Regions from separate parts of the Homo sapiens genome. Here region 2 is linked to region 1. Evidence: chromatin contacts called from ENCODE Hi-C or POLR2A ChIA-PET data. All regions are on one chromosome and are shown on one strand. The core of a region is the stretch at or near the end of the contact, and the rest is flanking DNA. Distances in the headings are between cores, read along the strand shown. Region 1 overlaps LOC107986045 (a long non-coding RNA gene). Region 2 has its middle 19 kb from the start of TM4SF18.

Region 1 (4,665 bases), core at 691-3,190:
CATTCAGGGGAAAGACCTTGTAGGGAACAGTGAAAAGGTAGCTACAAGCTAGGAAGGGAGGCCCCACTAGAAACTCACCTTGATGGAACCTTGAACTTGGACTTCCAGCCTCCAGAACTGTGAGAAAATAAGTTTGTGTTGTTTAAGCTACTCAGTCCGTGCCATTTTGTTATGGCAGCCTGAGCTGATGAAGCCAGCCATGCACCTCACTTACTTTGTGCCTAGCTTCTGAGGTTATCTGTGTCGAGGCCCCTGCTCTATGTGTGGAAGTTAAAAGAGCGAATTATCCTGTTCCTCTACTTTGTCTACTGGCAGAGAAAGTTAGAGAGAGAAATAATTTGTAACAGAGGGCATCATACAAGTGATGTACAAACTGGCATTGGAGGACAGAAGAACTGTCTGTGGCTGGGATGGGAGGGACAATGCCTCTTCATTGTGAGGAGTGAGCGTGTCAGATGGGTGTTCAGAGATTAGGAGGATTTCAGCAAGTGGTGAGGGAATGAAGGGCAGGAGCAAAGGCATCCAGGCATGAAAGTGGATGGTAATCCAGGTTTGACTGGAGTTCCAGGGTACGTTGCAGGTGGAGGGTGTGCAATCGGAGACAGGGCCAGAAAGGGAGGACAGGGTCTGATCAGAGCCCTGAATGCCACGCCATAGGATTTAGTTTAATTCTGGAGTGAATGAGGAGTACCTGAGAAGCTGGAAGAGGGAACCCAGGGGCTGAAAGATATATTTTAATTGATTAATTCTCTGTTTACTGAGAACATCCGTTGTGTCGAGGCACGGCAGATCCAATTGTGGACAAATAGAAGTCAGTCTCTGCCTTTGCGGAGTTGACAGAAATAGATGATTAGATTTATAACAACGTTAGGCAGTGAGGAGTGCTATGAAGAAAATACAGCAGTGTCGGGATAGAGTGTAATACTGTGGGTGCTAGTGTAGATGTGCGTGCTCAGGGAAGGCATGACATTCGGGCATAACCCTGAATGAAAGCGAGAGGGTGAACCATGTGGTATCTGAGAGAATATAATTCTAGATAGAGGGACAATCAAAGTGCAAAGGCCCTGAGGCAAGAACACAATTGTGTTCAAAGAACAACATAGAGGCCGGTCTGGCTAGAGTAAGCAATGAGAAGAATTGTGGGCAAGGAAGTTGAAGTAGTCTCCTAGTCATACACAGGCTAGGAGAAGGGCACATTTTGGACCAGTACACAAATGAAGTCCTCAAACAGAGCTGACTGCGGAAGACAGGGCTTTAGGGACAGGATGAGATGGATTACCCATCTCCCAATCTCTGGATCAATTGTGTGCGGTGGCAGCCCTCAGTGGAGAGGGATAACCGAAGTCCTGTCTCTCCCAAAGTTCAGACCGTCAGCCTATAACTGTCCCCAAAGAAGGGTGAAGGCAGGGACAGGGTTTATCTGCTTCCCTAGCTCAGAAGCCCAGGCGGTTCCACAGGGGATCCGGGAGAATACAAGTGCTCCTCCTCTAACAAGCACCACACTGCCGCTTAATGTTACAGGCCTCTGACAGATGAAATCAAACCTGTTTTGGCCCTAGAGTGAAATGATTTATTCCAGCAAGTGGAAATAGGAAGAGTTGAAAGGCAGTACAGGCCAGAATGTGGGTTGGCTTCGTAGACTGAGTAATGTGGGTTGGCTTGGTGTAATTCGTTTTTGGAATACATTTTTTTTTAAGGTTTAGTGAGGAGGAGGTAAACAATCCTTTGAGAACCATATAAAGCTCTGCCTCCAGCGTGTGATGGTCAGAGAGCACGGTCATTGCCTTTGGCATTCTCTGCTAAGTTTTCACCCTTGGTGTTTTGCCTTTTCCTTCTTGCTTGGCTGGGAGAGTTATGAGCTCCTTAGGAAAGAATGTCCTGCTTTCTCTGTTGGCCCTGCTGAGGGGCAAACATTAAAAAAAAAAAAAAAAAAAAACCATTAGCTGTAAATCTCTGTGGTAAGAGTGCCCTCTTCTGGTTCGGCTTCTTTGTCTTGAGCTGCCAGTTCCCTAACAATGCTGTTTTTAGGCTTCCGATCTTTTTGATGAAATAAACTAGCAAAGAAAAAAAGCAAAAAAATACCATTGAGGATACATTCATTTCACCCAGTGTTTCTAGAACCCCTTCCACAGTTCTAATTCTTACTTGGCCATATTTTCTGAAATTTCGGACCCAGACTTTCTTTGGGATTTACACTTAGCCTTTTGCGAATCCAGAAAAACAGGTAAAAATAGTAGCATTTCAGAGCTTGGAACGGGTGTTGCAATGGGTTCGTCTGGTCACTTTTATGCTTCTGTTTCTATGCCATTTATTAAGTGCCTACTCAATTTATTGAATATTTGAGGGCCAAGCATTCTCCTAGGCCCTCCAAGATCATAAATGAGATACAGCCCTTGCCTTTGCTAAGAATGTCGTGGGAAATATAGATGAGTAACAGAAAATTACAACATCAGCTGACAAATAACTGAGATGTGAACAGGTGGTTATAGGGGGACATGAAGGAATTTCTTTGGTTATTCAAGCCCAAATGTGAGAAAAATCAATGCCTCCTCAACTCGAATTGTTCCTGTAACAGTCACATCTCTTTATGTACTAGATCCAGGGCTCTATGATGAGCAAATCGTGATGGGTTTAATATATTTCTTCTACTAAACCCCAAAAATAATTTTAGATCTAAAAGGGACATGAAAATATGTCAGTTTTCTCCATTTTTTTTTCTATGTCAAGGGAAAAATTTTCTTTTACAAGGAACATTTTGAGAGGCTCTATATATCTAGCTTCAAGTAATTAAAATTGGTTTTAATTGTGGAATACCAATGCACAATTCTGTGTGGGGTTTGCTAGAAATCATAGATTCAATAGAAACAATTTTCCTCCATATAAAGGGAGAGTTATATTTCATGAGACTCTCCAGAAATCATTCTTCCATTCTGGTCTCTTGTGACTTTTCTCTGTGGGCTCTAACCCATAATCTTGCATATATACAGCTCAGGATGTTACTTAGTGTCCCAATGGCCTTTAAGGTTGTATTTTGTTTTATTTTAGAAAATTTGTTAATGAAATTTTCTGTTTTCTTCTATGTCCTGGATCTTTTGCATAAGAAAAGCTTTAATACAAAGTAGGAGAAGGAGATGGGAGGCAGAGAGGAAAGAGAGAATTCATTTGTGAGCTACAGCAGTCTTCCTGTGTCCATCTCTTGGCTATAAATTCAGATAAAACATGTCAGTGATATTTTAGGGGATGCTTCTCATCAGGTATATATGGTGTTGCTTATTTTACTTTATTTAAAATATTTATTTTATTTTTAACTGCCTATGCAAATTTATCTGCATAAATCTGGTCGCTTTTTTCATTTCTTTTTCCAGTATTGGTTTTAACTCTCAATCATGTACTAAAGAAAGGACTTCTAACTTTTAAATTAGAACTGATAAGCTTTCTTTCTCATAGGACATCTATTTCTAGGTTCCAGCTTTGGTTCACTATACCTTGTCCAAAAATATCTTCTAAACTCAAGAATTCCTAAGGGGGCTTTGGAGCGAGAGGTATCCACAAAATTCTTAGATTACACCCTGAGAAACACTGATGTAGGCACTGTTTTTCTGATTTGAAATTAAAAATCTCAAATGGACTTGGAGGAACAGAGGCTTAATGTAGCTCTGAGCCTGCTCAGTTCTGAGCTAGTCTCAGTAACCAACTGTGGCTGGAGACACAAGGGCTGTACATATACACAGATGGCAGGCAATTGAGCTTTTCAATTCTGCTTCCGTTTTTTTTTTTTTGGTAGGAGCAGAGTTGCTAGATCAAGGATATCAGTTAAACATAATGCTCAAAATGGCAGTGAGGAGCAACCAGTGAGGGAAGCGGCAAGACTGACGGGACAGGGTGAAGGCTCCTGAGTTCCATTGGCTCTGTCATTCATGGGTGATGTTCCAGAATGAGCAATGTATGTGTTCTGAGCTTCAGTTTCTCTATCTCTAAAGTAATTAATAGTGTGCTCCTTGGAGGTGCCTCATGGAGAATGAGCAGCGAGGGGGCAAGGGATCCTCACCTCTGTTTCAACTTACCCTTTCAGTTTTTAATTCTATTTTATATATTTGACTTCATCATAAGCTCTTGTCTGAAGAAAGGGTTACCAGCAAAACAAAACATAACAAAAAAACTTTTAAAAATTATTAGACTAAATGATTTCTAAACTTCCTGCTAGCTCTAGAACTATATGGGAGCCAGAATAGTGGTATTTGTTGCTTTTCTGCCTAGTGTCTATAGTGACTTTCTTCTGATTCTCCTGCAGCCATTTTTGTGACTCAGCTTGGCATTGCCAGAGGCCATCACAGAGAGCTTAGGCATTGAGCTAGTCCAAAGGCAGCCAAACAGAGGTGGGCCCTGGTGGTGGCAGCCTTTAATTTCAGAATGAAGCCTCACCTGTGGCTACCCTGTCTCACAGGGTTTTCAGTTACATGAATCAATATGAATCAATGAATTCCTTTTTTTTTTTTTTTTTTGCTTAAGCCATTTAGAGTTGGGTTTTCTGTCACTTGAAACCAGAAGATTTCTAATTGAATTAGTTGGTATTTAAAAGATAATCAACAAACATTTATTGAGATGTCGTAGAGTATAAAATAGAGTATTAAATGCTTGATATAAAAATCAAGGCACTATTTCTAT
Region 2 (4,665 bases), core at 667-3,166, 400 kb before region 1:
TTATTCCTTCTTTCATATCCTATTGGTCACACTGGGCAACAATAGTACAAGATGGGAAGGGACTACACAGGAGGCAGGGATCACTGGGAACCACCTTGGAGACTGGCCATCGTAGAACTCAACACACTGAATGATGAAAATAAAATAAGAAATAAGTGTTAGTTTCTTTCCTTTTTACCTCATGTGGATGCTGTTGAAAGAGATTGAGTCTACACTTGAATTTGTATTATCATCAAACTCAATAACTTCAGTCTATGTCAACTCCAGTTGTATATCTGGAGTGGCAACTGGAATGAGAGAAAGATGCTGAAGAGTGTATTTTGTGTCTGACTAGTTGGTATTGTTGGTGACAGATGAAGAGCTTTCACCTATCTTGTATCAAGTTGGAAAATCTTAGAATTTTACTGATATCTGTTTGGAAAGAAATGCTGAAAAAAGCTAACTTAGGCCCTTTTATGTCCTTCTGGCTTCTGTCATATGAGGACACAACAAAAAGGCCCTCATCAGACACCAAATTCCACTGTTTTGACCTTGGACAGCTCAGCTTCCAGGCACTGTGAGAAATAAATTTCTATTGTTTATAAATGACCCAGAGCATAGTATTTTGTTATAGCAGTACAAAAGGTTTAAGATAGGTCACAAGGACAACTCACTGTGGCCCCGGAGTTGAGATATTTTGACAGTCCATGCAAAGTCTATCTACCTAATTCAGTGGGTAGCTGGAACAGACCACTGTGATTGGCCAACTGAACAGGATCACATGAATGCTAGAGGGTAGTTCTCAAAAGGCAAGAAAAAGGAGATTCCAGGTGGTCAAAACAATAATACATGGTTGCTATGAGTGGACATGGTGGGAACCTCACAAGTACCTGGGGTGGAGAGAGGGACATGGAAAATAGAGAGCAGAGTGAGGTGGCTCCAATGACCAGTTGCAATTGGAACTCAGTGGCCCCTGGTCAAATGCTTGTGTATTCAGTGCTGGAAAGTAGAAAACCAGTGCAGATGCTGACAGACCTAACTTAACCACCCACCTCGACTCACTTCCAGCTTCCATCCAGTCTGTACGTAATTCTTCAGCCTTCCAAACCTAATAATACCTCCAGAAATGGAGACACAGGATCATGCTGTGGAAAGAGCAAGTACTAGTAGTCAGGGCCCTCAGTCTCACATTTGCCCCTGACTTGATCAAGTTCACTTCCTTCTCAATAAACATGGCATTAGGCCAGACAATATTTAAGCAGAGTATGGTGGAAATGTGGGCAGGTCTGAGGGTGGGGAAAATAAAAGGATAAAATACCCCTGAGGGATTAGATATATTTAAAATCACAAAGGTATTATATCACAGATCTATAACTTTACTAAAATATAAAAATGAATGAAAATATATTTGGTATTATTTTATCTTAGCCCTGTAAGAGAAGCTAATTTTCTCTTGTGGCTCTTCAGTTTTTAGTAAGAGAAGTGCAAGCAACTTTTTCTTATGGGCCAGGATGAAAAATAGCCTTATGAACTCCCAGGAGGAGTTTTTTCTTAAGGGGATACATATCATTTAAACCACAGAAGAGAGGTAAGTAAAGGGTGAGTAACCTAGATTGTCTAGAAAAAGGTGGTATTAGAGAGACCCTTTATGTTTTCTGAGTTGCAGAGTTGTGTTGGAAATAACACTGCCACCTATCCCTTGGCCATGATTAGAAAGAAACAATGGGAGGCAGTTCTGTAAACAGTGGAATCCATTTGACTCAAAGCTTCTGGGGCCAGCTCCGGTGTACGTAAACTGATTTTATGAATTTAAAGGGCTGCCACACTGGGGCCCCGGGCAGAGCTACATGTTGTGGGAGGCCATTGTCCTCCAAAAAGGGCCATGTGGCCCCAGCAGGGACTGGCACCACCGCCCCACCCCCGGCTCCTCACAGCAGAGATGTTTGGTGAACCAACTGGTCTTCAACAGTGACACCGTGTGGTCTAGAGCAGTAAAGACAGCCCTGACCAATGATCTCTCCCCTTGGGTTGAAGATGCCTGGCTAGCCTAAACCCAAACTTGGGCCGTTGAGAGGTACACTTCAGGAGGGAGGCACTGACCTTCTAAATACTAGGGTAGGCAGGGGATACAGTAATTTGTTTTCAGAGTTGATACATTGAGTTGTTGGAGCAGTTCCTATTGGTTAAATCAAACGTTACAAGTTGACTTTACTTATATTTCTGAAAATTCATAACTACATAATATTGACTTTTGCAAGTTCTTGGGAGCCCTTGAGCATCACACTCCAGGCCACTGAACACAGCTTCATTTCATTTCTTGTTTCACTTCATGGTATGCAAACTTGTTTTTTTGTTATTGTTGTTGTTGTTTTTAAAAAGGAAGAGGGAAGAGTGGGATGACCCAATTTTTGAATTTCAAATAACACTACACTGAATTATTAGGTTTTTCTCTAACGTATCTTTCAGTTGAAATGTCTACAATTTTATATGGAACTGTTTAATTTTTAAAGAATCTCCTGGGAAAGTTATTCATGCCACTCACTATGGTCTTATAGTTGGAATGTTTGATTTTATTTCTAGTTGAACACCGCAGTCTGTTTCTTATGGCATTTTTTAATATATAGGAATATGACTGTGTGAATTAGTCAATGTCTATAGTTCATGTGGTTTAGAGTGTTAGCCCCAGTAAGTGTCAGGCATTGTTCTGGGCATGGAACAGACAGCAGTATAGACCAGAACACAACCTCTCCACTCAAGGAATCTACTTGGCTGGAGAGAAGCACAGGACAGTTTTAGGAGCAGAGAGGAGGAAGATCCGAGCTAATTTCAGTTGCTGCCACTAACTTTGAGAGACATAAAGGCATGTACAAATACCGAAAACCAAAAGTAGAACCAGTTCATGAAATCAATAATTTACATGGGAGGGAATGCTGCTCAGAAATTGTCAGGTGTTGGAGTCAAGGATACTTGGTTTTGAATCCCAGTTCCACATTTACTAAATGTGTGATCTGAGCACATCACCCTATGTGCCTCAGCCTTCTCATCTGTGATTTAGAAAGAATATACATCTACCTTAAAAGAGGTTTAAATTAGATAATACTGGCAAAGTGAAATACTGAGCAGGATTGCTTTATAAATTGAGCTTTATTATACTCATGAAATTGAAACAAAAATTTGTAGATCAATCAGATCATCGATGCATTTTTCTTATGTTCAAATCAAGAGTTGAATCCATTTAATAAAGAGCTACAGGTTTAGACCAGATGAGATTCACCATTGTTAAAAGAAAAACTTTCTAGCTGGGCACAGTGGCTTATGCCTTTAGTCCCATCAACCCAGGAGGCTGAGGTGGGAGGACCACTTAAGGCCAAGAGTTTGAGACAAGCTTGGTCAACATATCAAGACCCCATCTTTAAAAAATAAAAAAAAAATAGCCAAGTATAGTGGCCCACACCTGTAGTCCCAGATACTTAGGAGGCTGAGGCAGGAGGCTTGAGCCCAGAAGTTTGAGGCTGCAGTGACCTATGATCATGCCACTGTACTTCACCCTGGGTGATAGAGTGAGACCCTATCTCTTTACAAAAATTTAGACAATTTAAATTTAACAGAGTTTAATTGAGCAAAAAAGGATTCACGAATTGGGCAGCCTCCTGAACCAAAATAGGTTCAGAGAGACTCTGGCACTGTCGTGTGATGGAAGAAAATTTATGGACAGAAAAAGGAAAGTGGCATACAGAAAACAGAAGTGATGAACAGAAATAGTTGGCTTGGTTACAGCTTGGCATTTGCATTATTTGAACATGGTTTGAATAGTTGGCCACCTTTAGTGGCCAAAACTCAGTGACTGGTAAAAGAGTAAAAGAGTAGGTAACAGCCTGTTTAGACATCCAGTTAGGTAATAGTTCATTATGTATGGAGAAAACTTTAGGCCAGATTTAAAATATGTAAGCAGGCAGCTTTAGGCTGAACTTAACTGAACACCATATTTCTCTAATTCTATGAATCTTGACCTCAGCTACACATTAAAATCACCTGGGGAGTTTTAAAAATACTATCACCTGGGGAGTTTTACAAATACTATCACCTGGGGAGTTTTAAAAATACTGTCGCCCAGACCTCAACCCCAAATAGTGTGATACAATTGGTCTGCAGTACGCTTTGGGGTTTAGGATTTTTAATCAGGAGTTAATGTGCAGCCAGGGTTGGGACCCACTGGTTTAACTGACTATGGAGGTTGAGCAGATCTACGCTTGGGTCACAGGCAACCAGAGCAGTTGCTGATGAGAACTTTCCCCTTATACACCCACATTCTGAGCTAGAAGTGATCTTGGAAACACCATTGGGAAAGGGAGTCACCTCTACCAACTGGTGCTCAAAATTAACTGTATCTCCCATCCTGTTAACCCCTTGAGGCTTTTGTGACCCTATCAGTACCAGGGCAGGTTCCTCAACCAGCAACTGTGGAATGCCTAGAAAGGTGGATTCCAGGGGCAGCTCCATCCTAGCACAGCCAAGAGACTGCCTCTCCCACCTCTCCCATCTTGGCTTTCTTATCTCTTTGCGTGTTAATGGAGATGACAGTGTCCTTCCTACAACCTAGCAGAGTAGTTATTAGGTCCATGAGACTGTGTCAGTAAAGTACATTGTAAACCATGATATATGAATGGAATTAAGTACCCAGTGGAG

What was found. Hi-C counts contacts between places; a loop is a spot of excess contacts on that map. ChIA-PET counts read pairs that join two places held with the same protein, here RNA polymerase II (POLR2A). Pooled maps may share reads with other maps.
Region 2: a loop to region 1 is called in a map of PC-9, with 8 times the contacts of the local background. The contact joins two enhancer-like sites. A Hi-C loop is called at or near these places in 2 of 168 maps with a recorded cell type or tissue (PC-9 and cardiac septum), 1 of 37 single-sample maps with no recorded cell type and 6 of 50 pooled maps. POLR2A ChIA-PET finds 5 or more read pairs at or near these places in 2 of 52 experiments (PC-9 and Panc1).

Annotation. Positions count from the first base shown.
Region 1 is chr3:148,952,971-148,957,635 of GRCh38, reverse strand. LOC107986045 (a long non-coding RNA gene) reads right to left here. Exons shown (of 3, transcript XR_001740565.2): 3 at 1,548-2,054. Among named protein-coding and RNA genes, the nearest start is that of GYG1, 36 kb to the left of the region's middle. RefSeq lists an enhancer at 1-125. Within about 2 kb of position 1,940, at least 10 of the 41 ENCODE cell types and tissues checked have a DNase peak (open chromatin) inside an H3K27ac peak, as active enhancers do.
Region 2 is chr3:149,349,947-149,354,611 of GRCh38, reverse strand. No RefSeq gene overlaps it. Among named protein-coding and RNA genes, the nearest start is that of TM4SF18, 19 kb to the right of the region's middle. Within about 2 kb of position 1,916, at least 5 of the 41 ENCODE cell types and tissues checked have a DNase peak (open chromatin) inside an H3K27ac peak, as active enhancers do.